Linked DNA regions of Homo sapiens: regions 1, 2, 3, 4, 5 and 6 are each linked to region 7. Evidence: chromatin loops called from intact Hi-C (ENCODE). Cell type or tissue: heart left ventricle. All regions are shown on one strand.

Evidence for each region. Peaks named below come from ENCODE experiments on the same cell type or tissue, not always from the same donor. Only the 100,000 strongest peaks of a DNase experiment are listed, where the experiment ranks them.
Region 1: a loop joins it to region 7, with 2.5 times the contacts of the local background. A loop is called at or near these places in 43 of 110 quality-filtered maps.
Region 2: a loop joins it to region 7, with 7 times the contacts of the local background. A loop is called at or near these places in 48 of 110 quality-filtered maps.
Region 3: it touches region 7 in a loop (4-fold over the local background); 50 of 110 quality-filtered maps call a loop at or near these places.
Region 4: it touches region 7 in a loop (4-fold over the local background); 7 of 110 quality-filtered maps call a loop at or near these places.
Region 5: it touches region 7 in a loop (2.2-fold over the local background); 14 of 110 quality-filtered maps call a loop at or near these places.
Region 6: it touches region 7 in a loop (13-fold over the local background); 73 of 110 quality-filtered maps call a loop at or near these places.

Annotation. Positions count from the first base shown.
Region 1 is chr5:136,130,579-136,134,578 of GRCh38, reverse strand. SMAD5 (SMAD family member 5) reads right to left here and starts at 1,734. Exons shown (of 8, transcript NM_005903.7): 1 at 1,617-1,734. It overlaps SMAD5-AS1 (SMAD5 antisense RNA 1), which reads left to right. Exons shown (of 2, transcript NR_026763.1): 1 at 1-1,229. RefSeq lists a silencer at 1,381-2,020 and enhancers at 2,331-2,380, 2,411-2,470. In heart left ventricle, no CTCF peak of the experiment used is centred here; DNase peaks (open chromatin) are centred at 748, 1,328 and 1,768; H3K4me3 peaks cover 2,513 bases; H3K27ac peaks cover 1,907 bases.
Region 2 is chr5:136,171,921-136,175,920 of GRCh38, reverse strand. SMAD5 (SMAD family member 5) reads right to left here. Exons shown (of 8, transcript NM_005903.7): 6 at 3,266-3,487; 7 at 1,289-1,545. Among named protein-coding and RNA genes, the nearest start is that of SMIM32, 19 kb to the left of the region's middle. In heart left ventricle, a CTCF peak has its summit at 1,668 (motif pointing right); no DNase peak of the experiment used is centred here.
Region 3 is chr5:135,885,608-135,889,607 of GRCh38, reverse strand. It overlaps SLC25A48 (solute carrier family 25 member 48), which reads right to left. Exons shown (of 8, transcript NM_001349336.2): 8 at 971-1,576. Among named protein-coding and RNA genes, the nearest start is that of IL9, 8.2 kb to the left of the region's middle. In heart left ventricle, CTCF peaks have their summits at 1,859 and 2,064 (motif pointing left); a DNase peak (open chromatin) is centred at 2,017; H3K27me3 peaks cover 1,651 bases.
Region 4 is chr5:136,210,539-136,214,538 of GRCh38, reverse strand. It overlaps TRPC7 (transient receptor potential cation channel subfamily C member 7), which reads left to right. Exons shown (of 12, transcript NM_020389.3): 12 at 935-1,794. The coding sequence ends at 1,104. TRPC7-AS1 (TRPC7 antisense RNA 1) reads right to left here and starts at 491. Exons shown (of 2, transcript NR_046708.1): 1 at 116-491. In heart left ventricle, CTCF peaks have their summits at 1,936 and 2,168 (motif pointing right); a DNase peak (open chromatin) is centred at 2,188; H3K27me3 peaks cover 2,688 bases.
Region 5 is chr5:135,975,106-135,979,105 of GRCh38, reverse strand. No RefSeq gene overlaps it. Among named protein-coding and RNA genes, the nearest start is that of LECT2, 22 kb to the right of the region's middle. RefSeq lists an enhancer at 3,319-3,820. In heart left ventricle, a CTCF peak has its summit at 1,506; a DNase peak (open chromatin) is centred at 1,505; H3K27ac peaks cover 295 bases.
Region 6 is chr5:135,943,271-135,947,270 of GRCh38, reverse strand. It overlaps LECT2 (leukocyte cell derived chemotaxin 2), which reads left to right. Exons shown (of 4, transcript NM_002302.3): 4 at 1-367. Among named protein-coding and RNA genes, the nearest start is that of LECT2, 9.7 kb to the left of the region's middle. In heart left ventricle, a CTCF peak has its summit at 2,137 (motif pointing left); no DNase peak of the experiment used is centred here.
Region 7 is chr5:136,080,712-136,084,711 of GRCh38, reverse strand. No RefSeq gene overlaps it. Among named protein-coding and RNA genes, the nearest start is that of SMAD5, 50 kb to the left of the region's middle. In heart left ventricle, a CTCF peak has its summit at 2,064 (motif pointing right); no DNase peak of the experiment used is centred here; H3K4me3 peaks cover 529 bases; H3K27ac peaks cover 1,079 bases.

The sequences.
Region 1 (4,000 bases), 50 kb before region 7:
TATACATCTGCAAATAGCTCCTTAAATTTGGAACACTAATTTCATAATGATATTTGGATCCATAAATGTGAAACTGTCACACTGAATGTAGGTACTGTTTTCCCCACAATGGATACTACTGCATTGGCATCTAGCAGAAATTGTAAGCTATTTGGAATGTTACTAAACCTACTGGGACTAAGGTTTTCAATCTTTTGTCTTTCAAATTAAAATTAAAAACTAATTCACTCTGGGCAATTCAGGTACTCTAAGGAAATTCAAGTACTCTAGTTTTAAATACGAATTTTCAAAAACGCAACCCAAGTACCCTTTCCTCTCAACTTCTGTGAGGCCAAGCCACGACCTCCACCTATTCAATCTTTGCTGCTAGATAACAACCCTTTTGGTAGTGCTAGGCAACAGGCATGATGTGACAAACCTAGACATCAAAACTTTTCCACAGAAAGATAAGGTAAACAAGATATACTTAGCGCCACACCCATTTAAATGCACAAGCAACCAAAATTGCTCCCTCCCCCCGCAACACCCCCCCCCCCCCCCCAAAGCTCCAGCTGGTCAGGAAACATTGTCTTTACAATCAAGATAAACATCTGGCTCAGGGTGTTCAGCCATTCCTCACCTACAGGCTTGCCTAAGCCCCATTCTCCAATGCCATCACCACCAGAACCGGAACATTCTGTTGGGAAGCCGGCAAACGTCCAAATACCCCAAGTATCCTCGCCCGAGTTCTGCAACCAAAAATCTGTTTTGGCTACTGAGCATGCTCAGACTTAAGACGGGCGCGCCACATGGGAGTTTTCAAAGCTTAGGCTCCAAACTCCACGTAGTAACAGCAGCTGAAAGGAGGAGAGGGGAAAAGGGGAGGGGAAGAGACTGGAATATTAATTTGAGCCCTGATATTGAAGTATAGGACCCGGCCAGCGGCTGAATATGGTGAAGGCAAAAAGACGCTGCTTTGGCATTCTCTTTGCAGCACAGAGAAGTTTACATGAAGTAGAAGAAATCCTTGCAGTGGTGAAAACTGACATGGCAAGTGGCAGAAACCAGGTCTAACTACCAGCTGATTGCAGTAGCCGGTCACAACTGCCCAGAGTGTAATTCCCACCGATAAGCGCGGATCCTTATCTTTGAAACACAAAGCGACGGCGGCACGGATTCATCAAGCCATTGGACAGCTTCGCAGTGCAGCAGCCCAGGCTGCCCGGCCGAGCACCGCAGTCCTATCAAGGGTGTGTATCCAGGGTGGTACATCCGATGAGTTAGGAAAGCAAACCGCTCCCCAGGACAGCGCGGGGTCAGGGGGTCCCCTCCAGGGCGTCCCAGACGCCTCCCTCCAAAGTCTGGGCGGTAACAGCGGGGCTGGGACGAGGGCCAGCCCCGGCCCCGCCTCAGGACGCCCCGGGCAGCCAGCGAGGCCTCCGCAGCCGCTGGGCCGCACCGTGTCCGCCAGCCGGGACCCCGGCAGGCCAGGACTCGGCCTACCTCCCGCCCGACAGGCCCTGGGTCGTTTCCGCTCCGTCCGCGGCCGAACGCCCCCGCCTCGGCCCGAGTCCGCCGGGGCAGAGCCTGCAGCCCCCAGTTCCCCTCGCCCGCGCGCGCCGGGGACCCTCACTCACTCGCGAGCCGGCTAGGCGCGCTCTCCCGACGCCGTCGCTGCGCTTCTCCTCGCTGCAACTTTATTAGCAGCTCGGCCGCGGGACACGCGCACGGCGCCCGCTCGCCCAGGACCCGGATGAGGGAGGGAGGGAGAGGGAGCCCGGGAGGACGCCCGCTGGGGTCGGCGCATGCGCGCCAGAGGCGGAGTGACCGCTGCGGGACCGAGGGAGGGGTGTCTTGCCCGGGCGGCTGAAAGAAGCCTCCGCGCCGGGCTCCGCGCCGGCCAACGCCGACTTCCGATCAGCTGGAGGCCTTCGCGTCGATGGCCAGGCCTGGGAATGGGAATCAGATAGCTCCCACCACCACCACAGTAGGCGCTAGAAGCTTCCACTAACCAAATCAGTATACATTGTAATAAAATTAAGTAATTGTCCTTGACACAGACAACTGGAGGTTTTCTGTCACATACAAAGTGTAAACAAAAACATCTTCAGATACGACTTAGCTACTTTTATTGATCTGTAATACAAATCTGAATGAAGAGTCTTCTTTCTGTGCAAAGTAGCTTCAAAACATGTTTCTGAGCATCTTACAGCTTCTTACTAGATGCAGCACTAAAACCCCTCCCACGGGGCAATCCTGGAACCCTTGAGGGCCTGTGGAAATGGAGCGAGTGCCCACCCTGGAGTTCCAGGAGTGGGACTGCCCATACACTGGATCGCAACCCCAGTTGTTCAAGACACATAGCCTCTCCACCTCCTTGTGGGGAGGGAGATCCCGTGGGGACCCAGCCCCTGGACAGGCGGGGCCACTGAGTTGCAGAGACACCATCCATAGGCTTATATACACCACCCCATCTCCTGGACTCTCTTTTCTAAGTAATTGGAGCTCTTCTCGATGCTTTTTCCTCCAAATTTCCAAAACCGTCAGTATTTCCTAGAATATAATATTGGTACCACATAGGGTACCCGATTTGAATAGTACTAGTAAGAAAAAGCTTTTGAATAATTTTGTTTTTATTTGAAAAGGTCAATACTGGCTCTCCAATGTTCTATTATAGGTTTTCTTTTTAAAATAAGTAAAAATCAAAATCGGGGTCATTTTGGAATGCTCTTTGACACCCTAATCCAATCCATCAGAAATTCTACTGACTCTTTCTTCAAAATTTATCCTAAATCTGACCATTTCTCACACCTCAATTGCCACCTCCATGGCCCGAGCCAGGGTCATCTCATCTGACACACAAATGGCGCAGCCACTATTTTGCTCCAGGCTCTAGAAGTTTATTTCTGTGGAGAAGAAACTAAATAAATGTCCAGAAGTCTCTGCATTAGGGGTGGCCATCTGAAATGGTGACAGAGGGCTAGTAAAGGAGTGAAGGGGAAGTGGGGGAAGAGACCAGAGAGTGAGTGTCTAGTTCCAGAGACCAAAGGGGTCACTGCTATTTCATTCCAGCCAACTGTTACCATAGGGAAATGTGGGAATAAGGACCCAGTGTTGGCAGATATTCTGATTTTTCAAGCAAAGCTGGAAATTTAGATTTTTATGTGAAAATCTCAATTATATCTGTTTAGCAACTTCTTTCTATTTTTCTCTCTCTTTGCCTGTCTCCTGCCCGCCCCCCACCCCGCTCCCTTCCTCTCACTCTGTTAGACATTCTGGAGGCCAACTACATGCAAGCCAAACAAAACAAATCCATGGTCCCGATTTAGCCTACTGGCCACCAGTTTGCAATTTCAGGTCTCCATCTTAAACTTCTTTACTACATCATAAACTTTGAGAAAGTAAAGTCTGTGTACTTTAACTCTTTGTCACACTCACTGATTATTTGTTGTTAATTCAGAAGTTTCCAGCCCTTGGAAGGCAAATATTTCTGGAGCCTGCATGGGTTTACAACTCCCAGAAGTGCATATAATCCTGCCTTGGAGGATACGTTTTTTTTTTTTCCAGAACTGATGTTTGCAGAGTGCTTTGTTGAACATTATAGGACATAACAATTTGGTTTAAATATTTTGTATAGTAGAGATACTCCTCACTTCAAACAGCCAATAAAATCCTTCCCAAAACAAATTATTTGCTGTTTTGCAGTCACTGTACATACGTCAGAAGAATTTGTGATTACAAGATTCCTTTTCATAATCACATATGTAATCTCATAGCCAACAGTTTTGCTTCCTAAGTTATGTGTCCACATACTGATCAAATCAGCCAGCAACTCCAGCCTCTCCAACTTGCTATTTGAGCTCAGTTTAGGTCTAAAGTTGGAAGAGATAACATAGAAGAGAGGAATGGAGATTTTAGTACCACACCAGCAGCCTTCCGAAGGTCTAAGAAATTACCTAGACCTCAAAGACTATGGAAAATCAGAGGGATCACTAAATATCTATACAGTCAAAAACATTAT
Region 2 (4,000 bases), 91 kb before region 7:
ATGGTAGTCTTGGCCCAGGAAAACTGGGTTGGGGAGGGAGGGCGGTCAGGGGAGTGAAGAACATTGGGGAGTGGAGATTAAAATAAATATGCAAAAGTCACATTACTGTACAAGAAGGCAGAAATACCTTCAGGGTAACCAGTAAACTGATGTATACAATAGATCTACAGCAAAGTATCATGAAAACACTGGACTGGGGCTGAATACCAAAAAGAAAAAAACCCATGCACAGCGTGTGACAGGTGCTCTTCTTGTGCTAAATTCTTAAGAACCATGTAGATACAGTACAGATTGCTTAAATATGTAGATACAGTACAGATTGCTTAAATACATGACTAAAATTCTTTTCAGATTTTAAGCACAAATCTTTGGAATGTCAATACAGTCAGGTGAAGAGAGTAGATGAAAAACTTGAAAAGTTCCTTTGAACTTTGCAAATCCTTAATATTAAGGTTGGTGGAAAAGTAATTGTGGCTTCTGCCATTACTTTTAATAACAGTACTTAGCTAGGAATGAAATAATTTTAGTATTCTAAAGAATTCTGCCAAGTCACCCTAATGAAATCTAGTAATAATAATCAAAACTGTTGAAGTTAAGAGACTCAAATAGCAATTTTAATATTAAATGCTGATATGATTTGGCTGTGTCCTCACCCAAATCTCATCTTAAATTGTAGCTCCCATAATTCCCACATGTTGTGGAAAGGACCCAGTGGGAGATAACTGAATCATGGGGGCAGTTTCCCCCATACTGTTCTCACAGTAGTGAATAAAGTCTCATAAGATCCGATAGTTTTATAAGGGGTTTCCCCTTTCATTTGGCTCTCATTCTCTCTTGCCTGCCGCCATGTAAGATATGACTTTGCTCCTCCTTCACCTTCCGCCATGATTGTGAGGCTTCCCCAGCCACGTGGAACTGTGAGTTCATTAAACCTCTTTTTCTTCATAAATTACCCAGTCTTGAGTATGTCTATTAGCAGCATGAAAATGGACTAATACAAATGCTTTCTAGAAATTTAGTCTTTTAACTAAAATTCCTTATAATCTCAGCCCCTATTCAATATCAAAATCAATATCAATCATGCATTTTATAATGTCTAGATTACAAAATGAAATCTTAGATCTATTATGTAGTTAAAATTACAAATTCAATAATTTTATTTAAAAACCTGTTAAATCAGGCCAAAAGCAATTATCAACTTTCATTTAACAATTTTTAAAAATTATAACCTAAAGTCATAATATACACATTTATAGTGACTCAAATTATGTTAGAGGTCACAACTCACCTTGACAAAACTCATCCGAATGGTACACATTTTGGTGAGCTCATATACTGCCTCAAACCCATGGTTGACAGATTGAGCCAGAAGCTGAGCAAACTCCTGATTGTTAAAAATTTTGAGGCTGCAGCTGCTGGGAATCTTACAGACAGTGGTGGGATGAAAGCCATGATGAAAGTTGCAGTTCCTACTCTGTACAAATATGCTGCTGTCACTGAGGCATTCCGCATACACCTCTCCACCAACATAGTACAGATGAACACCTTAAAAAGACAAACATCACAAGAGTCAGCTAAAAGAATCATTACAATGAAACCAAATAGACTGTATGGTGCAACAAAAGTACCCATTAATCCACAGCAAACTTCCAGCAGTCTTTAGACAGAAGTTACCACTAGATGGCCTTCTGCTGCCAAAGATAATCAAGAGGTTAATGTCTGCCTGCATCTACAAGAGAAGCCTCAAATAGGCAGCAGATTAAGTTATCCATTTTTAGGTTGTTCTCTTTTTCCTTTCCCAACAATCATTTATCATCTCTATGAGAGAAAGAGAGGGCTAAAAAAAAAAAACCCCAAATCATCTTTTGATGAGTCCTTTCAAATAAATCCTCAGTGCTATCAACTATCATAAACAGTCATTTGACAGACTTTTGCACTCTTTGTGCTAACAAAGAGGACAGCAACACTAAAAAAAAACCAAAGTTACATATATAATTTCAGGTCATAAGAAGAGCTTTGAAATGGCAGATTTATCTTACTTAAAATTTTTTTATATTTAAAAATATATATGTTCCTTTGCAAGATGTGAGGGCAAAAAAAATAAAAATTTTAAAAATATATAAATATGTGGAAATAGTTTTAACATTAAATATTCAAATTATATAACTAAAGCTAGTCACCTAGTATTTTCCCAACATATCCCTCCACCACCCCAAAACTAACCCATGAAAGAAAAGGTCCTAGAACTATATGCTGGGGAAAAAGAAAAAACTGATTCTAGAATTTCAAAATTCACAAAATAGATTTCCCTTAAATTACTTCTACTGTGATGGAAGAAAAAAAAAATCAATGCCTAGAAGTGAGGCACTTCACTGAAAAAACTAAGGCAAGTTGGCAGTAAACTCAAGACAATGAAAACTTTGTTTCGTAACTTATTTTTGGCCGCAGGATTTTTTTGAATCACTTCTATAAGAAATCCTATCACAATTATATTTATTTACCTTTTATTCCTATTTTGGACCAAGATGCCCTCAAGTTAAAGAAGCAAAATGCAGCAAGGGGTAAAAACAAAACTTCTCAAGAAACAGGCAATACACTTTACCTGGGATGGGTTTCCTTCCTGATCACTTGATGCATGAGACTTTGACATTTTATTGCAGTATGAAAAGGGCCCGGTTTGTTATGGCAACTATCTGCAGGATGAATTATTAATAAAACCTTATTGCCTAAATTTAAAAGATGGGAGCAGTGGTGGTGAAGCCACTGGAGTATCATTCACACTAGATTTCCCATTTCTAATTCCGCTCCTCTCACATCATGGTAACACTTACAAGTCATCTCAACCCAAAATACTCCACAAATACCTTAATTATAAAATTCTAATCCTTCACCAGCATTCATACACAATATTCCATAAATATGTGTTGTGTATTTACAATGAGGCACTCTTCTAGCTACTGGGGATACTGCTGTGAACAAAGCAAGTTCCTGTACAGCTTATGTTCCAGTCAGGGTAACACTCAAAAAACAAAGTGGTAGTATGATTTCAGATCCTTAGCACTGGGAAGAAACACTAAGCAGGACAAAAAAATGAGGGAACATCATGTCTTTATTTGATTAATACATTCTTCAATATCGGCAACTTAAGGCAGAGGCCACGTGTCAAACTTCTTTGTATGTTTCTAGCACCTTTCACAATGCATGGTTCATGGCAAGTACAACAAATGATTGAATTCGATTAAATGTAGGAAAATGACAAGATTACCTTTTCCAATATGTCGCCTAGTGTTTTCAATTGTCGAATTACGATTAACATTTGACAACAAACCCAAGCAGAATCTACTTTTGTTATTTGAAGGATCTGTGAATCCATCTACTAACACACTAGTAGAAGATGCATGAAAAGCTTCTCCAACACGATTGTTTAATTCATAGTAGACTATTGAACACCAATGTTTAGGCTCTTCATAGGCAACAGGCTGAACATCTGTGAACAAACCAGACACAGAAAGAGTTTAATACATATCAGAAACTCAGATTGTCCATGTGTTTATCTTTTAACCCAACCCAAGTATTACATGAAAAAGAAAATTTTCAGATATTTCACAAGTCTCACTGTCCTTCCTAGCTGTGAATCTATATCCGAAAACAAGCACTAGAAATCAGCTTGAATATGACAATTTAAAAAGTTATAGAAATACCAGGATCGGCAATAGTCGTAGCTTGCTCAGGCTATAAAATACCGTAAGGCTGAGTGGCTTAAACAACAGAAATTTATTTCTCACAGGTCTGGGGGCTGGGAAGTCCAAGATCAAGGTGCCAGAAGATTTGGTAACTAGTGAGGACCTGCTTCCTGGCTTGCAGACAGCTGCTTTCTCACTGTGTGCTCATATGGCCCCTCCTCAGTGCATGCTCTTAGAGAAAGATCTGTTTCTTTTCCTCTTCTTATAAGGGAACTAATCTCATTATGACAATCCCACTCTCAAGCCTAATTATTTCC
Region 3 (4,000 bases), 200 kb after region 7:
ACATTCTTGTTTTGTTCCTGATTTTAGTGGGAAAGGATCCAGTCATTCACGATTAAATATTAATATGATGTGAGCTGTGGACTTTTCATAAATGCTCAGTATCAGGCTGAGAAAATTCCCTTTTATTCTCAGTCTGTTGAGCACTTTTATCATGAATGAGATTGGACTGTGTCTGATGTATTTTCTGCACTTATTGGTATAGAGGTTATTGATACAGAAGTTAATTCTTGGCTTTAGAGTTTCCAGTGGTAACCTTCCTAGCCCTGGGATAGAAAGTAACTCCTTGGACTATGGAAGAGAAGTCCGAGAGGAGAGGATGATGGCAGACACTATTGAGTTCCCTGGAGAAGAGCTCTCTGCCTGGCCCCCAGCAGAGCCTCGGGGTAGAGGGCAGAACTCCTGGGGAGGGTAGAAAACCAAGAGTGAAGGGCACATGAGCTGTATCCCCTGAATGGCCTGGGAGATGACACGAAAAGAGAATGCCTCTTGCCACCACACCTAAGGTGTGGTATAGGGAGGACCACCCACTGGCCCTAGGAAGCTGGGCTTGATGCAGCCCCCTGAATAGTTTCAACGGAGAAACCAAAGATTTTCACACAGGGCAGAGAGGGGCACTGATGTGTCTTGGAGGATGGTAAGGCTGGAGAGGCCTTGGGATGGGCACATATGTCAGGCTCGGACCACGGGACAGGGACCAAATGGGACTGAAGATGCTTATACAGAAGCCACCCTGGAGGGAAAGCCATGCCCAGGACTAGCCAGGAAGAACACCAGGGTAGGACAGAGCACCTCCCAGGACCCTGAAGCCTCTCCCTAAATCCCAAACCTCCCAGATCTAAAGTCAACCCCAGGGGAAGGTGGAGAAGGAAAAAATCTTGAACTGGGCATTTAACTTGGAATTTCGAAGTTTTACCCTGAAATGGCAAAATTATTTTTTTCTGTCATCAGCTTGAAAAAAATCTCAATTTAGTTAATAAAAAATAAAGAAACTTTCATTTATTTGCTGCAGACCTGAGGATGTGATTTAATCACTCAACAGACACTAATAAGTGCACAGTGAGGAGCACGCACTGGACTCAGCGTGCGGTGAGGAAGGCGCTACCGCTGTCCTCAGGATCCACGGGTGCAGGAGCGGGGAAAAACCTGGTCGGTGCTGAGAGGAGACTGGAGGCACGGGGACGTGTTACTTGAGACTGGAGGGAGTGGCTGAGCCCAGAGCTCACTGGCCCCTCCCCATCCTCAGACAGAGGAGTGAAGCAACGTTTCTCTGGGTGGTTTCTGGCTCCCTGGTGCTCATGGTCAGGACTTCTCAGCTGGACCAAACATTTCTTGGAAAGCTCTTTGATGCCAGCCTAGCAGAGTGGGCATTGGGGATCAGAACCTTGGAGGGCTTGAATCAGTGACTCATGAGGCATCCCAGGCATCAGAAGGGCCACGTCAGTGTCTGCACCATCCTAGCCCACGCTTGCTAATTGATGTCCACTTGGAGGTCCAAAGGCCAAACATCTGCAGCTCTCAGGGCTTCACATGCAGAGATGAGGCCCAGGGAACACTGTAGTCATCCTGTGTTCACCTCCTGGAAACAGCAAACAACCCAGACTCAGAGAAGAAGGCAGGCAAAGAACAGAAACCAGAAAAATCACACCAGGCCACCCCTTCCTCTAACCCCTATGTTTTGCACTTTACAGTTTACAAAAACACTTTTGCACTTGATTCTTGTGGAAGCTGTGCAAAGTAGGTAAGGGAGACCAGTGTGGCCATTTTACAGATGGCTCAGGGGGCACTGCTGCCTGCAAGAGCACAGGGGGCACTGCTGCCTGCAAGAGCACAGGTGGCTGATGGCCTGCGTGAAACTGGAACCCAAGGGGAAGGCCTCCCTAATGTGAAGTTCTTGCCACCACAGAGAAGGAAAAGGGCAACGCCAAGGGAGATGGTGAGACCCAGGAAACAGGAAAAGAAGTGTCACGGGGCCCAGGTGTTCTCACCACAGGGCCAAGATCGTGCACTCCCAGACGCGGATTCCTGCGGAGGGTTTAGTTGACCTCTACTGCCACCAAGTGGTGGTTCTGCAGGGTATCAGCCTTTGGGCGAGGGATATGTATATACACACATATATATGTGTGTGTGTGTATATGTACACACACACACACACACATATGTATTTTTTCCCCTGTAGGGCAGCAGTTCTCAAAGAGGACCCACGAGGTCAAAACCACTTTCATAGAACACTAAGATGTTATCTGCTCTTTTCAATCTTATGTTCTCACAAGCATACGGTGGAGTTTCCCAAAGGCTATAATGCAAGTGATAACCCATAGACTAAAAGCAAAAGCAGACAGAGGAACACAATTGCCCTCTGTTTAAGCCAGACTTCGCCGCAAAAACGGAAAACGCAAGTCTTCTCGTTAATTATATTGGTTTAGAAAGAATCGTTATTTTCATAGAATGTTATTTATGTTAAAATGTCATGGGTTTATTATTATACCTAAATGGATAAATATTTTTGAAATTCTGTTTGAATTTCCAGTAATTGTTGGTAAATATATAAGCAGTTGTTCTTCGAGGTCCTTAATAATTTTCAGGAGTGAAAGGGGCTGCTGTTGAGGACTGCTGCTGTATGGTAATGATTTTTGTTCTTCTTTTCATCTTTCCTGGTAAGGCAAATTGGCCAACCCTGAAGCCCCCCAACTCCAAGGCACAGACACCAAAACTGGTGCTTGGCTTGGAATTCTGTTTTGTTTTCATCCTTCTTAAAAATAGGATTCCATTTGTTTAAAGACTTTCCTGACCATGACAACAGAAATTAATGCCTGATACTAAGCTCCCTGAGGGCAGGGTCCCTGCCATTGTCACCCAATGCCTGTAACAGCACTGGCCACAGTCAGACTACACACACACACACACACTCTCTCTCTCTCTCTCTCTCTCTCTCTCACACACACACACACACACACACACATATATATATTTTATATATATATATATATATATATATATATATATATATATATATATATATTTGGTTAAATAGAACCATAATGTGTTGATGGAGGAAGACTCACAAGCTGTTGGCCCAACTATTCCACAAGATTGCCCTCTCCAGAAAAATCTAAGAGGAAGCAGATCCATTGCTGGCTGACCCCTCCCAGATCTGGCTACCTCATGAGATTTGTTTGGGCTGGAGCTGAGTTTCTTCAATAAAGCCGAGTTTCATTCATTGCAGCCCAGGTGCTCCTGAGTGGGAGTGAAGGTGCAGAAGATGTGCTGAGGCATTGTCTGCCCAGCATGGAGGAGGGCGGGGGGAGGGGGTGTGGCAGGGGCTGTTACTCAGAGCTGGGCTGAGGCTGGGCAGCGAGGAAGAGCCAGCCCGCAGCCTGGAAAACAAGTATCCAGCAGGGAGCCCTAGCTCTGCAATAAGGTGTGCTTTTATTTTAAGAAATTATAAAAACAATATATGTGTGCTGTAAAAAAATTAAAACATTACAATAATCACCATCATCAAATCACCATCATTATAGTGATGTACAAAGAAATCACCAACATCAAATTCGGAACTGAAAGCCTTCTCCCAATCCCACATCCCAGAAATAGCCACTATTAAATTTGGTGTGTATCCTTCAAGGGTTTTTCAATGCCCATATAATTACCCATATACGATATATATTTTAAAATGAAAATGAATAACATCATATATGTTATTCTGCCCCTCCATTTCTGCACTTACAATGTTGCTGACATATTTCCATGACAATATATGTGAGATCTATCTCATTCTTTTTAGTGGCTGTTTGTTCAACCCCCTCTTCTATTGATAGGCATTTAGAAACTTTCTGAATTTTCATTATTACAAACAATTCTCAATTAACATGGTCATGCTTGCATTTTTGCCCATTAATTTATGCTTCCTTTATTCTAAACCCTGTTCATTCTTGCTGCTATGCTGAATCTAAGGATTGGGAAGACTCAGCCCTGGCTCTGAAGGGGGGCACAGGCCAGTGAG
Region 4 (4,000 bases), 130 kb before region 7:
ACCATGAAACGGGGGCTCAGTGAAGCATCTGATAAAAACAGGGGGTGTATCCATTTGTCAAAATGGATCAAACTGTACCTTTAAGATCTCTGCCTTTTATGTGTATAGACCATACCTGAAAAATAGACGAGTAATGTTTCCACAGACAGTGGACTCCCACACGAGCCAAGTGCAGTATCTACAGTATTAGGAAAGATCCTTTTGACATCTGTTTGTGGTTAATAAGAAGATTCCCACAGCCTAGACCCATTGGACTTCTAACCACAAGGTTCTCTGTGGAAATAAAAGTGAAAGTCCCTGCTAGGTGGTCCCTCGTTATGGAAGGAGGAGGCGGCAGGCATTGACGAAGCTCCTGTCAGCGAGGTGGTGCTGCTGCTTGTGTGGGCTGAGTGGACCGTGCTCAGGTGGCCAGCTCACTCCCAAGAGGCTGGTCAGCTCCATGGCCACCACGGCTGCATCTGCTGTGCCGAGCCATTCTCTCCAGGCTCCTGGGAGTTTCTCCTCCCTACAAATAACAATGACAGAACAAAACATAGCATCATCAAAAGCAATGCTCTGGTTAATGGGGTTGTTTTCCAGAGTCTTGAAATCTGCCTTTAGTGACTCTGAAACAAACTTTCTAACAAGTATTTTATGAAACAAGTGCTAGACACAATTCACAGCCCTGATCTTGACTCCTCCTTCAAACCCCTAAGGGAAAGGTTTTCCTGGAATGGGAGGAGAAGGGCTTTCTATGGATCGATGTGTCCTTCAGTGGTGGGGGAGCTGGGTGGTTCTGGGTTCAAATAGAGCCCCCCTTGCCTCACCTTCAACCCTGGTGGGCTGGCCCAGGACCCGACATTCCACTGGAAGGATGCACATGCCCACATGTGCATGGGACAAGCCCCGAGCTTCCACCTACTCAGACTCAGCAAAATCTCCTCTGTCCTTGCAGGCGAGCTGAAGGAAATCAAGCAAGATATCTCCAGCCTGCGCTATGAGCTTCTTGAGGAAAAATCTCAAGCTACTGGTGAGCTGGCAGACCTGATTCAACAACTCAGCGAGAAGTTTGGAAAGAACTTAAACAAAGACCACCTGAGGGTGAACAAGGGCAAAGACATTTAGCAGCCCACATCGGCGTCTGTGACTTCTACCAGCATTCCAAGGCCAGGTTGGATGCCCTCGCCCCCATCCTTGGTGGGGAGGGGTCCCCAGCCCACTCCTCTAGGACACGAAGGGGATCTCCTGGCTCAGTCTCTTGCAGCATGACTGACATCTCCAGCCCGCTGGCCTGCCTAGACCCAGAACTGCTGTGAATCTAGGTGGTTGGGTAAGAAAAGCTACCATGGGAGGAGGGGAGGAACAGCCCCCTGACGAGTGTGAGACCTTTGGTCCAGCCACAGTGAAACCCATCCCTGTGGCCAGAGCAGGAAAAGGCCATCTTGGGTGCACACCTGTGCCCTCCCACTGCAGGTGGGACTGCAGCTCTGGCTGTGTCCTGGGAAGACAAACACCTCAACCCACAAACTCCTTCTCACTCCCTCCCTGCCACCCCCAACACATCCAAACAGAACCAGGAGGTGACCTGTGATCTATTCTTAAGTGCCAGATGAGAACACAGCCTAATAGCAAAATAGTTCTATTTGTTTATATAAAAAAAAAGTTTAAAAATCCTAAATTGAAAACTGTACTGTAGGTAGCACTGTTTAGAAAACAACAACAAAATCCAAATGATGTATTTTTACCTTTATTAAGATTATCTTGTATTTACTATTTTTACCTAAAATGGAAAGAAATAAAATTACCTCATAATAACTTCTGTGGATACGCTACCAGGGCCGCCCCACTCGCGGGCCCAGTCTGGAGGTGGCCTTGGGAACCTGTGGCCCAGGGATGCTTCGGGAGGAGAATGGGCCGATGCGGTGGGGGTTGGGTGGGGACGAAGGCACCACCCTCCTTAGAGTCATGCAGCCAGGACCCCCAGAAGCTCCAGCCTCCACCTCCAAGCCCCTCCTCCTGTGCCCAGACCTAAGGTCAGGAAGGAGGTAAAGGAAATGCAGAACAAGTGGAAAGTTTTCTCCCACCCCATTCTAGAACTTTCCTCCATGTGAAAGGAAGGGGAGGGGCAGGAATGAGGCCTCAAAGTGTCCCCCCAACCAAGGAAGAGGCTAAGTGTGAGTGGGGAGAGCAGCCACCAGAGGGCGCTGAGTCCCAAACAATGCCTGTTCGGAGCAGGTGTGCGAAGATGCCATTCATCTTCCAGAAGCTTCCAGAAGAGCCCTCTGCTCCCAAGGAAATATTCCTAGGGCTGGCCAGAAGTATTCAGCTTTTGCCGTGTACCAGGCACTGTGCTCGGGGCTTTGCATGCATCAGTCCACCGGATCCTCACAGCAACCCTGTGAGGAGGGTGATGGTTACAAATTCACATGCCTTGCAGACGTTCTAGAGGGGGGAAGATAAATATATAATAATTATATATATATATATATATGCATGTGTGTATGTGTAAATGTATATATGTATGTATATGTAGAAAGAGGGAGCTTGTGTTTCAAGACATACGTCTTTGTCTTCAGGGGCAAACATTTTTTTTACTTAACTCTGCTATAAGAAACAGCCGATCAGATGAGGCGATAAATAGAAGTGAGGTTGGTGCCAGCATTGATGGGAGTGACGAGGGACGATGACAGACTGCACAGCCGTGCCCTGCCTAAAGCAGGCTGCAGACACTCAGCTCAGCCCATCGTTGCCATAAGGAATATAAGTCCTGTTTTGCCACATCTTCCCAACTGCTGAAAAAAAGAAAAAGTCAACATTTGTTGGGCTCCTGGCCGCCAAGATAGGCAGCAGAAGATGAGACATGGCTCCATGCCTGGGCCTTCCCAACCCAATCTGCACCACCACCTAGTATTCAAGCAAGACAGAAACAGGCATTTGACAGGTACTGGGCATACTGCATATGCAGGGGCACTTGACAGACATAAACTCTGGCCCAGGAGGAGGATCCATAGAGGACCATGGATGGATTTCAAAGAGCCTGCAAGTCCTAAGGTGCCCTTCAGGCTGTGTGCTTGTCTTTGCAATGGGTGCATTGTTCTGGAGAGAACACCTGTAGCTTTTTGCAAGCACTCATCTACACGCCCCCGGCAAGTCCACAAATGAGGAATGACTTTACTCAGCAGCTATGTACTAAGCCCCTTGCCAAGTGCTAGGGACAGAGCCACATGCATCCAGTGTGGCTCCCTTTTTAAACCCAGACTCTGAAAAGGGAGGCTTAAGTGCTTTGTAGGAAGAGCAATTGATTCATCCAGGGGACAAATTGCTAACACTTCTGGAAGACTGCCTTTCAGATCCCTCATTTATCTTTATCAGAATGCTAATCAATACTTCTGAGATGCATTCTTCAATTTCTCTATCTGCCTTCAGCCAAAGGCAGTTAGCAACCCCATTTTCAAACCATGGGGCACACTTTTCCTATCAAACCTAAGTCTCAGATCTACTCCTTATAGAGATAAAGGAAAACCAGTCTCACTGAGTAATTAAAAACTGGGAAAGAAAACTAGTACCATCCATTAGGGTTTTAATGCCATGTCTAGGAGGTAAAGGTAGTCCAGGAATGAATTCATGGCTGTCAGATGGCTATGGGGAAGGGCAGAAGAGAGCCCCTTTTTGGTGGAGAGCTGTTGGAGAGGCCTGGAACTGAGGGCTGGCAGAGATCAGCAGCCTGAAGCAGGGAAAAGGGCTCAGTCATCTTCCAGGCACTACCAGTCTCCCTCACTTGCCCCATCTCTTGGGCCCATGCTAAATTAGCCAGGCAGGGGAAGCAGCGCTTGAAGAAGCCAAACAGCAGGGTGAGGAATGGAACCTGAGAGAGACCCAAGGGCAGATGGGGAGAAAAAAGGACCCAGTCCTCCCTGGAAAGTTCACTAACACTCCTCAAGATGTGCATGCCGCCAGAGGCACCCATCTGTCCCCTGCAGCTCTGCACACTTGCCATCATTCTGTCTACAACTCTAATGTA
Region 5 (4,000 bases), 110 kb after region 7:
TCCACTCCCTGGGTTCAAACAATTCTCCTGCCTCAGCCTCCAGAGTAGCTGGGATTACAGGTACCCGCCACCACACCCAGATAATTTTTGTATTTTTAATAGAGATGAGGTTTCACCATGTTGGCCAGGCTGGTCTCGAACTCCTGGCCTCAAGTGATCCACCCACCTCAGCGTCCCAAAATGCTGGGATTACAGGTGTGAGCCACTGCGCCTGGCCCACACTTTAAAATTTGGAGGCAAAGAGAGTCATCACGAGAAAATAATCTGTTTTTGAAGAATATCATAGACTTTTTTTTTTACAAATAATTTGTAAAATATTTTGGTTTATGCATTCATCTCACAAAAACATTATTTGTATAGAGGTGATTACGATGCAGTTACTAACACATCTATAGCTGCATACACTTTTAATAGTACATTTACATAATAGATGTGAAATAGAACATTTAGCTGGCTCCTATGAATATCAACATGAAGACAACTAGTGCGTAAGACTGATAAAAAAAACAAAAGCTAACATTCCTGAGGTACTTCCTATCAGGCAGGTTCTGTGCTAAGTGGTTTATATGCTTTATCTCACCCAATGGGAGATTCTACTATGGTCTCCAATTTCAGCAGAGGAAAGGGAGGTGTGGGAAGGGGATGTTACTTGCCCAAATCCTTGTGGCTCTTGAGAAGTGGAGCTGGGACTTGAGTCCAGGTCTGCTGGCTCCAGATCCTGTCTCTGTAGCACCAGATGGCACGGCCTCGGATTAAGTGAGACATACATGCTATGAGAGCTTCGTCCACTGCTTGACCCATACTGAGCAGCCAATAAAGGCTTACACAAAAGCAGACTAAGGCAGGCTGCAATCCACACCCCATCCACAGCACTGAAGGCTCCCAGAGCACAGTTAAGGTAATGAAAGGTGCTGGGAACCTCTGGTTGAGGGTCCCTTTTTGGTGCTACCTCTGCCTGTCAGTTATCTACGAGTTTCAACCCTGCCTAAGTCACTGAGGGGCTGGATGGCTACGGGACCAATCCCTTCTTTCTGGACTGGACTTTCTTCTGTAAAAGAAGAGGATTTGACTAGAACGATTCCTAAGCTTTCTCCCCGCTCTGAACTTCTACCACCCAAGTCATCTCTAAGCTTTTGCGTGTGAAAATTAGTCCAGAAGCCCAGGGAGGCCCGTACCCGCCCTGAACATGTAGGAAGGGATTAACCATCCTAATAAAAAAGACAGCAGTGCTCTATGAAGATCAGCATTTTCCACCAAGGATGAACTTTGTTTCAATGGCAACAGGCCATGGTGGCAAAACTGCAAACTTCTAGTGTGGGCATGACTCAAAACCAGAGGGCCAGGGCAGACCTTTAGAATAGCTGATGGAATCGAATTATTCCACCGACTTTCACAATCCTGGCCATTTCAGCCCCACATGCGTCAGTCAGGATTGGAAATTGACGCAGGCTGTGGGGCTCTGGAGTGCTGAGGCAGAAGCGCCGAAGTCCGCTCAGCGGCGCCCACTAGCGGAAGGCCACAGAGCGGCGGTGCAACGGGACGGCTCAGGGCTCCAACTGCTCTGCACTGTGAAGCTGCAAGTCCTCCCTTGCATCATCGCACAGGGAAACGGAGGGAGAAAGGCCACCAGCTCCTTAGAGGCAGAGTTGACCTCTTGGCGGCCATTATGGTCCATGAAGAAATTCCCTCTGTACAATACACTAATTTTTCTTCATCATAACCTAACACATAGTATTTATTTATTGCAAGATGCTGGTCACCGTATTAAAAGATAATACAAATTTATTCAATTTTTTAATCCAAGAAAATGTAAAACATCTGAAGAAAATCTTGGTTCTTTTGATTCTGTCATAGTTTAATAACTGTGCAAATGAATGCTTGGGATCCCTGCTCCCATGAATATTTTATTAGGGGCAAATGGTTTATAGAGATAATATTGGAAATAAGAATTATTTGACAGATATTTTAAACATTTCATGGGTGACTGGGACGCATATTGCAAATTCTCAAACATCAAAAATCTGACAAAGTTCACCAAATAGTCTCAAAATAAGTTTATGGTAGTAATGTCATTTATTTACTGGATAACTAACCAACACTTAAAAAAGTTAAGCATGTTTGGGTTAAAGTAGCGTTTGACCATGTTAGGGAAGCCCAGTTCTTATCCTTAGAGAGGTTGCATTCTCACAGGTAAATGAGATCTATACAAAGGATACAACATAAGACTATAATTCTGAAATAATTTAAGTGTCCTAGAAAAATGTTCTGAAGGAGTTCAGAGAAGGAGTGCAGAAAATCTAAAAACAAGTAGGAGAACCTCATGGAGTGAGTAGGACTTGAGTTGAAACTTAAAGGATGGGAAGGGCATTTAAGTAGAAGGGAAGGAAGAGAAGAGCGTGTTCGGGGTAGTCAAAACTCATAAGGACGTATGGTGATGATTGGTACAGGAAGGTGTTTCAGGAAAGAAAGTGGGTATTCAGAGCCCTCCTGCCATGGCTTACCTCATTTATGGCTTTAGCCTCTAAAACTTCTCCCTTGTTGTCAGTTGGCTTCTTTCTTGCCTTTTATTTATTTATTTGCCTCTTTTCTAGTCTAGAACTCATGGTCAAGCTTGCTGAACATGTGCTTTAGCGACCTTGCTACCTCCTTGTGCTGTGGCTCCTGGGCAGCCAAACACTAGAGGAGAGGGCGCTGGGAAGCCAGGCTGTGTGGCAATTCTTTTGACCAGTTGCCATACATCAGCTGCAGTGACCAGCCCAAACGTGTTTAACTCAAACTCACATTCATTTCCTCGCCATCCTCACACCTTCTACTTACCTCATCTCGGGAGACTGGGGCTATTCTACATGAGCTCCCCAACGTACCTCGTCTCCACTTTAAATTGTTTCTTGATTTTCATTCTTTCTTCACCTGTGTCCCAAACCACTCCCTCGCATTTACACATCACCTCCTCAGGTGAGGCTCAATCGTTAGGTCCTCTGACTCTCCCATTTGAAGTGTCTCACAAAGGAGAGCACTGTCTTTGCTTTCAGGCATTCTGTGCTTTAGGTGAATGTGAAACATACAATGGAAAAATCTCTGTTACACGTATTCAGCCCCGGAGCTCCCGTGATTCCCAGAGAGTGGGTATTAGAAGTGATCCCAAAGAGACCGCCCCTGGGAAGGGAGAATGGATATAGATGACAGCCTCCTGGAGTCAAGGTCAAACAGTCATCACTTAACTTGTCTGAGCTTCAGTTTTAGCACAAGCAAAGAGCAAGAACAAATGAAGCAGTAAGTGCAGAAGCGAAAAGGTGCTTTGTTCTCTTTAAAAGAAGCACACTGAGGAATGAAGTCCCCTGAACTGCTAAATGGAAGATTTACATGCAATCCTTCTGCCTTTGGCGAGGCAAAGTTTTTTATTTTTTTAAACAACAAACTTTTGGGAAGAAAGGAACAAACTGCAACTTTTGACAATGAAAAAATATTCCAAAATATTTGATATTGAGCAACAAAAGCACTCAGCCATTTAATAGGTGATTGGTGTTTCAAAAACCATGGGTAAAAAAATCTCTTTCAGCTAACATGGCTCTTAAATGATCCATTGGAACAGGCTTTGTTATTCGTTATTGAAAATGTGGAGATCTCGCTAACCTGAGTTTCTCTCCCTTGGTGGGAGTCTCTCTGCTTGCTCCAGCATACCACCCACTCTTCGCTTTTCTCTGGTAGCCCTTCTGTTTCTGTATGGTTTGGCCCTGGGAAAATAAAGACACATGCAGAGTGCTCACAAAATGCAAAACATGCTAATGAATGTGGGAATTAGGGATGTTTCCCTGGCTCAATCCTTTCATTACGTCTTATTTTTCCTGTAACTCCTCATCAAAACTTTAAATTAAACAGGCCATATGGAAAAAGCTTTCAATGAGATTGTAATTAGGTATATAAAGCTTTCATAAATTAAACCAAGAACAGGAAATTTTTTTTGAAATCCCATGAAGGCACTCACAGCGGCAGGCTCCTA
Region 6 (4,000 bases), 140 kb after region 7:
CCCTTCTCTTCAAGAAATTTGTGTTCACAAAGGAAAAATGCATGAAGGGATGGATACCCCATTTTCCATGACATGATTATTACACATTGCATGCCTGTATCAAAACATCTCACGTACCTCATAAACAAATACACCTATGTACCCACAAAAATTTTTTAATTAAAAAAAGGAAATTTGAGTTTAAATAGAAACATGATAAATGCAAGAAAGAAAACATTTTGATTTTAACTCATTGTCACTCTGATGTTCATGTGAACTGGTTGCTTCGGGCTCTTTGATCTGTCACCTATGGAATCTGAGTGGTTTTATTTTTTAGATTTCTCAGTCCCGAAGATCTAAGATAAATAAACAAGAGAACTTACGCTGGGCCAGGCTGCATTTTTGACACCTCTAAAACTAGCAACCTTTCTGCTTGAAAATAAGAAAAAGCCTGAAAGTGTTTCTATGGTACAAGAACAGTGAGTGGTTTATAATGCTAGATTTAGTATACATTTAATACATATTCAATGAATAAGTTGAGTTTAGGTAGTAGACTCTCAGCAATATCCTTAGGTTTATCATATTGGTTGGAGAGAGAGCTGCTTTCATGGATAATAAAGGATTTGCTGGTATTTCCATCCACTCACCCACATGATTATGAATGATGGCAGTCCAAGAAAACATATCCCAAGAAAACAGTGAGGCTGCACTACAGGAAGGACTAGAGTGAGAATGAGGCCTACCTTTATCTGAAGTGTCTCATGGAATTGGGCCTGTCAACTTCATCTAGCCATATGCATATTACAGCTACTTATTTCTACACATCATTGTATTATATCTATGTTATTCTGTCTTAGTTATATTGACAACAGGTACTATGAGGAAACAAGACCATACAAATGTCCAAAGGACCAGAAATAATTCTGGCTCCTTAGAGTTTAGCCAGTTGGTAAGAAATGAATACATTGAACTAATCATTCTGGAAACTTCATGAATTTCTGCTTAAATTTGTTCGGAATGCAGAAAATGCCAGCAGAATGATTATATTCTTATGTGTAGATTGTTAGAGGAAAACATAATTAACTGAAGTTTATTGTTAGAGAAATGGCTGCATTTGTGTATCAGGGCATATGTATGAGAATGTTCATGATATCACTATTTTTCATAGCAAAACCTTCAGTGACCTAAATGCCCATCAACAGTGAAATCCAATAAATAATCTCAAAGTTATAGAATGTAATAGTCAACAGCAGTCACAATAAATGAACTTCAGCTAAACATAATGACCTGAATGAATCATGGCAATATAATTTTAAGTTTTAAAAAGTCCAGAAGATTACATAATGGATGATAATTCTTTTTATAACATTAAAACAGTTAAAATACAATTTCCTTTTTATATAACAAAATCATATACGAAGGCGAGCAAGAAAATAATGAACTCTAGTTAACTCATAACTAGATAGAGAGAACCACACAGAAAGATATAAGTTACTATCAGTGCTGTAGTTTTGCAGTTGGGAGGTGATTTCATGGGTATTTATTATTATGAATAACATGTCACAGAAGCAACAGGACTTGCAGTGGGTGGCCAGGAAGAAAGAGTTATCATGATGACTCTCAGGTAATTGAGAATCTATGTCACACATTTAGCACCTTCTTATATCTATTAGGTTGGTGCAAAAGTAATCACGGTTTTTGCTATTACTTTCAATGGCAAACTATATCTAGCACTGTCTGATTTGAATATGCATCTCCTTGGTACCAAATAACTTTAGGTTGTTTCCAGAAATTTGGCTTTCAAAAAATAAATGCTGTACACCACTGAGGACACACAAAAAGGAAATAGCACATCAGCTCTTAAAGGCAATTTTAAAAGAAACTCTGAAATATTTGCACAATAAAATATAAGCTTAGTTTTCCAAATAATCATCCTTCTGATTATTTAGGAGGCAAAACACAGGTGGATATGGATATTGTTTTAAAAACCAGACTCATGACCTGGAATGGAGAAATTCCTCAAGGTAGAGCAGGGACATTGCCTTCCCCTCAGCCTTCTCACATCTGCTCAATGGAAATGCAAACTTTGGACCAAAGGACTTATTTCTCAGGAAGAACTGGAATACAGCGCCCTCTAGTGCAACAACAAATCCGTGTTATTTTCCCCCTTGTCTTTTAGGTTTGGATGTCAAAACGTTTGACTTAAGCATAAAAATGTTACAAAGGTTTGAATGGCAAAGGGGTAACAGTATGGAGAAACTTACTTTTCATTAGTAACCATGATGATAATATACACTTCAAAAATTGTGATATTATTCTGTCAGGTTTGATAGCTACACATTAATAATGTGAATAAAACCAATATTTACTTTGAAAATGTTTTGAATTATCTGCAAGAGATAAATTTAATAGAAGAAAAAGAAGGAGGTAAGTGGCCAATTTAAGAGGCCAGGCTACAAAAGGAAGAATCCTTGCATCCATTTGACATTTATCACACTCAGTGGCATATTACAGTAATCACATACCTGTTGCCTCTGTGACATGTTATTAATAATAATACCCATGAAAAATAGGCTTGCTTCCTGACTCACCTCTCCCATATTTGGTACAATACAAATGAGGCCAGCAAGGATCACAAGGAAGGAAAAACAAAAAATATGAGCATCCTATTTTTGTGTTTCTTCAGCACAACCTACAGTAAGACCTTTCCCCCATTCTCTCCATTTACCAAATTTTTGCCCACAAAATTATCCAAACTTCTCCAGAATCATCTAACAAATGTAAACACTTTTAACATGAAAAAGTTTGCTTACAGAACTAAAATATTCTCCAAAGACTAAAGTTTGAAACCCACTTAATGTCAAATCCTTTATCTAGAATCCACTAGTTTTAAGTAAACAGTACTTTTCATAGACTTCCAAAGTAGAGACATTTTCATTAGATAAAACATTTAAAATACTCTATAAGTTCTTGTCTTATTTTTGGCTGTTGTAGGAATGTTTTACTCTTCCATTTACTTACCCAGTAAGTCAGGCCAATCAAGGTAATTTACATGAGTTCATGAACTTAGATTTACTCTGAGTTTTGCTCTAAGATTCATTATAGTGCTTAGTTCACTAGGTTCAACTACTGGGCCACTAAAAAGCACAATTTAGAGCAGCACCTTCTTATTCTATGTAGAAGAGGCCAATGGTACTCATCATCTCTCCATACTAGTCGACAATGGGGAGAAACTCACCCCCAACCTCCCTTCTCTAGTCCCTCTGTTTTGCTTCATTATCCTCAGTGCAAACTCCACTGGCATTCTATCACCTAACCATTCGGGTATGTATACTCCCAACTCCTCCTAGAATATATCATGGTAGAGTGATCCCAGGTGAGACCAGAGGCTTATCCCTTCAGAATGTCCACCACTGCTCTGATCCCCAACTCCATCTCTGTTAAGCTATTTCTTTTGTTTGTCCTGTTATCCTAATCAGGTTTTGTTTCATTTTGTTTTGTTTTGTTTTGTTATGAGATGGAGTCTTGCTCTGTTGCCCAGGCTGGAATGCAGTGGCATGATCCCGGCTCACTGCAACCTCCGTCTCCTGGGTTCAAGCAATTCTCCTGCCTCAGCCTCCCAAGTAGCTGGAACTACAGGCGACCACCACCAACCCACGCTAATTTTTGTATTTTTAGTAGAACGGGGTTTCACCATATTGGCCAGGCTGGTCTCAAACTCCTGACCTTGTGATCCACCTGCCTCGGCCTCCCAAAGTGCTGGAATTACAGGCGTGAGCCACCACACCTGGCCCCTAATCAGGTTTTAAGTCCTGTATTATATGATGCTTCTGTATCCTCCTGAAATCTTAAAGTATAAATTGTATTATCTGTAATTGTAGTACCATCCCCGTCCTCAAGAAATTGGTTTTATTTTTTTTAACCAGTAAAATCAGCTCCACTAGCATTTATGGAGTAATTACTAATGTAGCAATACTGCTCTGAGAGGGAGGAACACATAGGTAGATATGAGAAGCCTTAC
Region 7 (4,000 bases):
TTTCCCTTGGTTCCTTCACAGTTCCTTATCACACTGTGGAGAGGTTTCCAGGGAGGGCTCTTTAAAGCATTAGGCTTAGGGCAGGGGCCCCTTTTGCCCAGGACTAAGGCATGCCACCTCCATGAAGCCTTCTGGAATCCTGACTAGCTATCATTTGGAATCCTTGCCTACTATGAATCCCACTTCTTCTGCAACCTTCCTATATGAATTATGCTAGTGAAAACATTCTCTAATGTATTTTCAACTTTTTTTTTTTTTGCCACTGCTTCTTCTCAACAATGTTTAGACATGCTCCAGGCTCCCATCTGAAAAACCTACAACAAGACAAAGCTCTCCCTAGTCCTGAATATCCTTACAACCCTTGCTCCCTCTCTCCTTTCACAGCCCAACTTCCAGAAAGATTTGAACATGCACACTGTGTCCCATGTCCCATTCATTACTCAGCCATCAAAAAGCTGACTCTCAGTCTCACCACTCCTGCCAAGGTGAACAACATACTCCTTGTTGCCACAGTCATTTGGGAGATTGACTGTGTGCAGCCTCTGGCACTGCTGGCCTCACCTCCATCTTGGTCCCTGTTCTGTTGACTTCTCTAATGCCTTGGTTCTAAGCTTTTTCTTCTCTCACAGAACGCTACATACTGATGCTCCTCTGAGATCTCTTTTCTATTCTCTTCTCACTTGTCAGATTGTGCACCTAAATCCAGATGACTTATCCCATTCCCACTGGTAGCCACGTATGCTTGCTCAGGTTGTACACTGCATAACTCTGGAGAGTACCATTGACATCACAGTCATTCTGAAGGGCAACACCCAGATTTGAGTTATGCACAATTTGGCCATATGTGATAGCCTTGCCTGTACATACTCCAAATATATCACTTGACATCCTACAGAACAATGATCTGTTACATGTCCTGGTTGTAAGGCTTTTGAAGGCTGAAATTACCCCCTTAATCAACCCTGAAGGGCTTGGCACAAAGTAGATGATCTTTAAAGGTATGCTGAATAGATGAGCCTGCCACTGAATTTTAGCCAGTATACATTTCTCCACTGAGAAGTACCACCATTGCACAAGCATGAGATTGAACTTCCTTTCAGACTATATGTCCTTTTGGACTAGAGGAAGAGACTGTTTTCTAACCTTCCCCTCACCAGGTACTCCCATTCTTTGAGCCCAACACTAGCTGGACATGCTACTTTACCTTTGAGCCTCAGTTTACTCATCCAGCAAATAAAAGGTTCTACCTTGCAGAGTTTGGTGAAGATTATGGAAGTAAAGTTGTGGAAAGCTCCTCTATCTTCTTTTCACTATTCCAGGGCACTCAGGATAATGCCTCTGACTAAAGGCTACCCCAGGAAAAAATTATTATATTGATCACGAAAGGGCATATGAAGGGCAGGAAACAAAAACCCCAGGAGGTATGTCCTGCCTCACCTGCTGCTAGCCTTCAATTTCAATTCTACTCCAGCTTGTTGGTATCATTTATTAATTAATTCATCCATTCACGTAACAAATGTTGAGCACTTTCTACTGCCAGGTGCTGTGGCAGGCACTGGGAGACAAATAGCATACGTAAGACAGATATGGTCTCTGTCTTCGTGACACTTGTCTCTACCACATTTGGCAATGTCTGGGTTAATGTCTTGTTAATGGTGGAAAGACGTAGGGTGATGCAACAAAGAGTAAGGAGAGTGTGTGGAGAGGAGAGAGGTGGCCTGGCCCTTTAGACAGAGTGTTCAACAAAGAGTTCTCTGAGGTGGTGGCATAAGAATTGAGTGTTAAAGAATGAGATTGGAGGGTGGGGAATCTCTGAGAAAGAGTGAACAGGATGGAAAGGGCATGCCTGAGAAACCAGAGAAGGCAAGGTGGTTGCAGCAGAGCAAAGAAAGAGGAGAGGGGCACCAGGTACTGCCAGAAAGTTAGGTGGGCACCTGATCATCCAGTAAACCCTGTCTGGATTGGATTATAAGAGAGGAGGTCTTTCAAGGTGCTGAGCTGGGAGGGGATGTGATTTGATTTAGAGTGTACAAAGACAGGGGATTTCCTTACTGTCCAGGGACATTTCCCCACCAGGGGGAGCACCTGGAACGCACCCGCTGGGTCCTTTCTGCTGGCCAGTTTTCATTACTAAATCCAGGCTCCAGGCAACGAAGCCAGGGCTGGATCAGATCAGCAGCTGGAAATGGCTAGCGGGGAAATGGTCATTGGCAGTTATTTTTGTAATTGTTTACCGAGACTACTAGGTACCTAGCCTGAATAAAATGTGTTATTTCAGCATAACTTCCCATACCTCCCTCCATCAGGGGTATGTTATCAATAGCCCCATTTTTGGATGACAACTTGGCAATTACAATGAACATATATGCTATTCAGCCCAGCAATTCCACTTCTGAGAGTTTATCCTCACATTCATGAAATTGCCCATGTTCACAAAAAGGCGTGTGCAAAGGTGTTCATTGGAGCGCTATTGGTAAACTCATGGAAAAAAACAAACAAACAAAAAAACCTTCAATGTCTAGCCCTAACAGGGGATGGCAAAACAAATCATGCTTCATGCACTCTTGGGGAGCCATTATAAATAATGAGGGACCTCCCAGGCATGCTGTGGAATTTCCCACAAAGCAGGTGCAGAACAATGTGTACAGTGCAGTCCTTCATATCAAAACACAGCCATAACCCAAATAAAGCTATATATTTTTAATTATCTTTATATAATAGAAAGAGGACTAGAAGGAGACACAGCAAAATTTTAAAAAACAGTGGTTACCTCTGGGGAGAGATCTGGATTGGAAGCTGCAGTTAGGTCAAGGGTGGTGGGCTTTCACTACCTTTATTGTTTTAATTTTTACTGTACTCGTGGTTTTTGTTTAATACAAAATGAATATGAAAAACAATTAAAAAGTTTAAAGCTACACAGCTAGGAAGAGGGGAAGCTGGATTCAAACCCAGGTTGGGACAGCGCAGTTTCTAGTATAATGGGGTCCTACTATCCCCAGTCACTCACTCACTTAAATGTTTATTGAGTGTCTACTGTGGACCAGGCTAGGAACTGAGGAGGATATAGGGAGACAGCAAAGAACAGAATGGAAGATCCCTGTCTAGTGCAGCTTACCAGTTGTTTGAGATACTTTTAAGCAAGACAGGCAGACAGACATACACTACAGGCAACTCTTTCTTGAGAGTTCAAACTTTGGTTCTGTTCCTGAATATGTCACTTTTTGTTAATTCCTAACATTTCAGTTACTTACCACCACTGATTCTCAGTTTATTCATTTGCAAAATGGGGGCAACATTATGGATCTCAGAGTTGTTCCGGCCATGAAATGAGGTAAATGTTTAACCCAGAGCGTGGCACATGGTGTGTGTGTGCTCAACAAACAGGGACATTATTAATATTCTGAAGGTCCCATTTTCTTTGTTAGCAATTTTCTCCATCCAGCTCCTGAATCTTTCAAAAGAAAAGTAGTGTAGACAAGGGGATGGGTTGGGGAAAAAGAGGAATGATTTATTCTCCTTCAGCCTTAACAGAGCGTTTCTCTTGAGCTATGAAGCTTTTAAATCTTCAGCCTGTGATCTCAATTCTGGGCTTACTCCTGGGCCCTAGTGCCCTGCTAATCACTCATTAATTCATTCAACTCCCCACCCAAAGAGGATTTGCTGATGATGAACTCCGTCTCCAGGGTCCAGCCCAGGACCTGGCAAGAAATGAAACCACAGAACCCCTGCCTTTGGCAAGTTCATAGGCTGCTTCGGGGAGATTTTATGGAGGCCTTAGGCTGCCCCCGTCTGCTGGAGAGAACCCCGAAAAGCCTTTGGCGGGGGTACTCCTCAGCAGCCTGGCTGCTGGACCTAGGTAGACGGCCCACACGCCCCCCCGCACCCTCCTGCCTCCCCTCCAGTGGGTGGATTTTGCCCCCTTCCACGGTTCCCGCGCAGGATGCGGGCGGGAGGAACTGAGAGTCCCTCCAGGACACGTTAGCAGGACGCCTGGCGCAGA